2 separate regions of the Homo sapiens genome follow, and region 2 is linked to region 1. Evidence: read pairs that join two places in POLR2A ChIA-PET (ENCODE). Cell type or tissue: Panc1. All regions are shown on one strand. Links, peaks and the distances in the headings refer to the core of each region. The heading gives the core; the rest is flanking DNA.

The links. Peaks named below come from ENCODE experiments on the same cell type or tissue, not always from the same donor. Only the 100,000 strongest peaks of a DNase experiment are listed, where the experiment ranks them.
Region 2: POLR2A ChIA-PET joins it to region 1 with 10 read pairs; 9 of 35 experiments call an interaction of 5 or more read pairs at or near these places.

What each region holds. Positions count from the first base shown.
Region 1 is chr12:48,361,562-48,364,377 of GRCh38, forward strand. No RefSeq gene overlaps it. Among named protein-coding and RNA genes, the nearest start is that of ZNF641, 12 kb to the left of the region's middle. In Panc1, for the core only: no CTCF peak of the experiment used is centred there; no DNase peak of the experiment used is centred there.
Region 2 is chr12:48,201,513-48,204,328 of GRCh38, forward strand. OR10AD1 (olfactory receptor family 10 subfamily AD member 1) reads right to left here and starts at 1,780. Exons shown (of 1, transcript NM_001004134.1): 1 at 827-1,780. The coding sequence starts at 1,780. The coding sequence ends at 827. The region is part of intron 1 of LOC102725258 (a long non-coding RNA gene); the gene reads left to right. In Panc1, for the core only: no CTCF peak of the experiment used is centred there; no DNase peak of the experiment used is centred there.

The DNA of each region.
Region 1 (2,816 bases), core at 250-2,749:
AACTTAGGCCAAGTTATGCTGTGATAACAAGTGACCCAAAATTTCAATGGCTAACAACAATAAAGATTTAATTCTCATGCTACATGTCACTGAGACAGTGGTGGCTTTGTTACTACATAGCCTTTACTTTAGGACCTAGGCTTAGAGAGCAGCCTTTAAACTGGGATATGGCTGGTGTTTGGACTTATGAAAAGAGAAGAATGGTGAACTATAAACTGGTTTTTGAAACTTGTGCTCAGAAGTGATACCTGTGACTTTTTTTCCAAAGTAAGTCACATGGCCACATTTGAGTCAATCAGGACAGAGATAAATCATCCTCTTACAGGGAGGTGCGTTGAGATTACATGGTGAAACCTGAGATCAATGGGGTGGGGAGAAAGTATAATTCTTCCCCAGGAGGGTTAGCAAATATTTTGAAGAGTAATACAATCTTCCATGTTATTAATGAAATTATTGGTCAGCAAGGAGGTCAGAACCTACTTTTCACCACTTTCTGTCCCCTCTCCTTCTCCAGAGAAATGCAAATAAACTGCTTTTGACTGAGAAATAGAACAAGAGTGACACTTGACAGTTTATCTGTCACAGGCCATAGCAGTGAATAGTCAGGCTTCAGAGTATCCTGAAGAGATGAACAAAACTCGGGGTCATACAGTCCCCAATGTGAAATATAGCCTCTTTGATTTATTTGCTTCTTGCTAGGATACCTTCCCAATAGGAGTTTTCAAATAAGGTGGCAGTTTGGTAAATTTTCTGAGGTTTTCTATCATTTAAAATATTGGGCCCTAACTTTTAAGAGAGAGTATCACTGGACACATATTCATAGTTTTGAAATTTATTTTCTTCAAGACTTTGGAAATTTTATGTTACTCTCTGTATCTGATGTTACTTTTGAAAAGTCTGATTTCAATCTGATATTTTTTCCTTAATAGGCAGTTCTTCATCTCTACAAACATTTTTAGAATCTTTTAGGAACACCTTATTTGTCTTAGAAGTCCTCAAGATTCATTTTAAGTGTTTAAGTGGTTTTCTTTATTTGTTATGTTTATCTGTCTTGTATCTAACTTGGAACTCTGAGTACTTTTAATCCTAGTTTGTTTTTTTCTGTTTTTACTCCATATGAATTTTTTTCTTTACAGCTTTATTGAAATATAATTATTGTACAATAGACTGCATATATTTAAAGTGTGTAATTTGATGGGTTTTGACAGATATATGTACCCATGAAACCATCAATGCAATCAAAATAATGAACATTTCCATCACCTGCAAGTGGTAGATTATTATTTCTTTAAATATGCCTCAGTCATTTTTTTTTCCTTCTTCCTCCAGGATGGTTATTGAAAATTTTTTGTTTTTGCATTTCTCATCTTTTCATTTTGAATTGTTCATATTTTGTCCATCTTGGTGTTATCTAGAAGAGCTTTTCAACTAGATCTTTCAGCTCAATAATTAACTTTTTGGTTATATTATTTTACTATTTGTCTCAACTATTTATTCATTTTAACCATTATATATTTTCTATTTTAATTATGAAGTATACATAAAAAGACTATATGTAATGTCTGTATGCAGTAAGAATGAAGATAATTGGACCTCAGTGTATCTCACCCAGATGAAGAAATAAAACAACAACTCCTCACTCCTTCCTATAATAACCATTACCCTGAGTTTTGAGTTTATGGTTTCCTTGTATTCTTTTTATAATTTTACCTCAAATGTGTGCATTCCTAAACAATAAATTTAGTTTTGCACATTTAAAAATACTACATAAAAGAAATAATAACACATGTATTATTCTGTGATATGTTCTGTTCTCTCAAAATTATATTAGATGAAAACAATATTTGACAAAGTGGACATAGCAAATCAGTGGGAAAGGGAAGAGCTATAAAATAAATGAAACAGTTGGTATTATTTGGAGAAAATAAAGTTGGTTCTTATATCAATGTACACAAAATCAATTCTAGATGGATTACAGTCTTAAAATGTAAAAAACATGTTAAAGGTTTCCTACAAAATACAGGGAAATATATGTTTGGTTTACACTGTCAGCTTTGTCATCAATTTTTTTTTTTTTTTTTTTTTTTTTTTTTTTTTTTTTTTTGAAACAGAGTCTGGCTCTGTTGCCAGGCTGGAGTGCAGTGGTGCGATCTTGGCTCACTGCAACTTCTGCCTCCTGGGTTCAGGCAATTCTCCTGCCTCAGCCTCCCGAGTAGCTGGGACTACAGGCGTGTGCCACCATGCCCAGCTAATTTTTGTATTTTTAGTAGAGACGGGGTTTCACCATGTTGGCCAGGATGGTCTCGATCTCCTGACCTCATGATCTTCCCACCTTGGCCTCCCAAATGCTGGGATTACAGGCATGAGCCACTGCTCCCAGCTGTCATCAATTTTTCAAGTGTATACTCGTTTATTTCTGGCCTAGTCTCTATTATGATCTCATTGGTTTATTTATCTCATTGCAAATACCATATTATCCTTATTATAAAACTTTATGATAAATTTTGATATATAAGAAGGAAAATCTGTTCATCTTATTATTATTCAGGGTTATATTGACTTCTTAATTTTATGTTCTATCTAAACTTTAGAGTGAGTTTGTCAAATTTGCAGATACTATGATATCTTTAACTTTAAAATGCTTAAGCGTAGCAGGATATTATATTGTGTTAGTTACTTTACACTATACTGTAAGGGAGGTCAACTGTCCTAATCTGGAATATATGCTCATAGTGTGGTTAATTAGCATGTAAGTGACACATTACAGTCAAGAACTACAAGCACTTTTAACTGTATTTCTCATTATTCCTTGAAGC
Region 2 (2,816 bases), core at 209-2,708, 160 kb before region 1:
CTCCTTCCCTCCCTTCCTTCCTTCCTTCTTCTTCTTCATTTTTTTTTTTTTTAATGAGACAAGGTCTTGCTGCGTTGCTCAGGCTGGAGTGCAGCAGTGCTATCATTGCTCGTGCAGCCTTAACCTCCCAGGCTCAAGCAATCCTCCCACCTCAGCCTCCTCAGTAGCTGGGACTACAGGCATGTGCCACCACACCCAGTTCATTTTTTAAATTTTTTGTAGAGATGGGTCTCCCTATGTTGCCCAGGCAGGTCTCAAACTCCATCCTCAGCCTCCCAAAGTGCTGAGATTACAGTCATGAGCCACTGCGCCCAGCCCTTTTTTTCTTGCTTCTTTACCTACTTTTCACAGGAATTGGGTAGATGAGGGTAGACCCAGGAAGTGAGAGTGGAATTTGAGAAAGAAAAACAGTAAAATGAAGAGCTGAAAAATAAAAGAGTTTATTTCTAAATGTATGTACGAAACTCAGGTTGGGGGACTAGCATGTAAAGGTATATACAAATAAAATGGAGTTAAGTGCACTTATTTATTGAATCCTGTTGTGAGAACTTAAGAGGAAAAGAAACTGAGGAAAAAAACTAAGGAAAATCCGAAATTCTCCCGAGGAAGGTCCAAGAAAAAACAATGTGGAAGTGAAGTCAGAGAGATAACATCAGGACATTGGACATCAGGAGGAACTTTCAGGTCTGATTCTAGTGCCAAGGAAGCCATGAACGCTCTTTCCTGGAGCCTTTCAGCATAGGAGAGTTACTCATCTGCCAGGGCTGGGGATGGGGTAACTCTCCCATTCCCCAGGTGAAGGAGCTTTCCTTTCAGGGCCTTCCTGCTAGACAGACTGTGGCTGGGCCAGCCTGGTTCTTCCAAGTGCCCTCACCATGGCCTCCTTAATTTCCTTGTTGCGGAAACTATAAATGATGGGGTTGCACATGGGGGTAATGATGGTGTACAGGAGGGAGAAAGGTTTGTCTTTGTCAGGCCCATGTGTGCTGTGGGGGTTCATGTAAGAGAACATAGCTGAAGTGTAGAGAAAGATGACCACAGTCAGGTGAGAGGCACAAGTAGAGAAAGTCTTCCCCCGACCTGAGGAGGAGGCTTTGCTGAGGATGGTGGCCAGGATGTGCACATAGGAAGTGACAGTGAGCACCATGGGGCTGAGAATTACCACGATGGCATCGGCAAAGATTGCCCACAGACTAAACTGAGGGTCCCCACAAGAGAGGCCAATCACTATGGGGGCCTCACAGAAGAAGCTTTCTATGTGGTTGTCTCTGCGGAAGGGCTCTCGGAATGAAATATACTCGAGAAAGATGCCATTGATCAGCCCAAAGAACCAGGCAGTTCCCACAAGCCTGACACAGACCTTCTGGCTTATGATCGGGACATAGTTAAGTGGGTAGCAGATAGCAACATAACGGTCATAGGCCATGAAAGCCAAGAGGATGCACTCGGCCACACCAACACAGAAGACAAAGTACATCTGGGTCATGCAACATACAAAGGAGACAATGTGGTCCCTGACCACGAGGTGGATCAACATCTGTGGGATGGTAGTGGTGATGAAGCAGACATCCAGGAGAGACAGATGGCCGAGGAAGAAGTACATGGGGCTGTTGAGCTTGGGGTCTGTCCAGGAGGTGATAAAGATGATGAGGCCATTCATGGCCATGGTGAGGCTGTAGAGGGCCAAGAAGAGGGCAAAGAGCAATGCTCGTGTGGAAGTGGAGCTCTGCTGAAAGCCCACGAGGATAAATTCCGTCACTATGCTGCCATTCCTTAGCATCTGGGGCCTGTTTGAGGAGGAAAGATGATGGGAAAAGCACAAGGGTATAGCTGTGGGGTAATAGAAGGTACCCACTTGGTCCCAGAAGCCCAATTATAAAACAGGATGGATGAATGGTGGTCAACCTTTTGGAACTTAGTAAACTAGTAATTTGGCAGTGTTACGGGGTGGTGAAAATGCCAGGGTCATCACAGGCTGCATACATAGAATCATAATATCAACAGATGAAGAAAGTGCTGGTTGTAATGTTCTTTACTCTGGTTTCATCAGGCATCAAGTGAAGTATTGCATCTGCTCCAGAGCCCTCAATATTGAAGGATTAGCCATTAACCAGGATGTATTCAGAGGTGAAAAAATAAGATAATTGGGTCTGGGACCATGCCAACTGAGGAAAAGTTTTAGGAATTGAAGAATGGAGTGTGTGAGGGAAAGGGCTGGTGGCTATCAGGTTATAGAAGATTGTATTTAGGAAGCACTTGAGATATTTGAAGGTGTATTTTTCTAGAAGCAAAAATGCTCAACCTCTGTGTACCTAATTTAAAATGATGAATGGGTTGAAGTTTCAGGGAAAATAAAAACATTCTAATCCTCACAATTGTCCCTCAGCTAACAGTGATTTGCACCTTTTTGGAGACAGTCATGTCAAGCTCTTCCCAGTCACCCACCTCTTCCCAGACTCACTCGCCCAGCAGTTGCTGCTGCTACCGCAGCCACCCATGCTGTGCATGCTGGAGCTGAGGGCTGGGTGGGGGCTCATGCATGCCTTCCTAATAGGAGATGGTTTTCCTCCTGGGGCTGGAATTTACGGTTACACACAATTGGGTGGAAAGGATCCAACCATCCCTGTGTGAAAAGGGAAGCTATGAGCAGGGCATATATCTAACCTTTCTAGAATGGACCTTCAGAGAACTTTCAACTGTCTCTTTGTCTCTGGCAACAAATCTTGTTCTTTTTCCATTTTCAAAGAATGAGCGGTCACAATTCTTATGCTCTTATCTCTCTATTGTAACTTTTAGGAAGTTGTTATGTTCATATT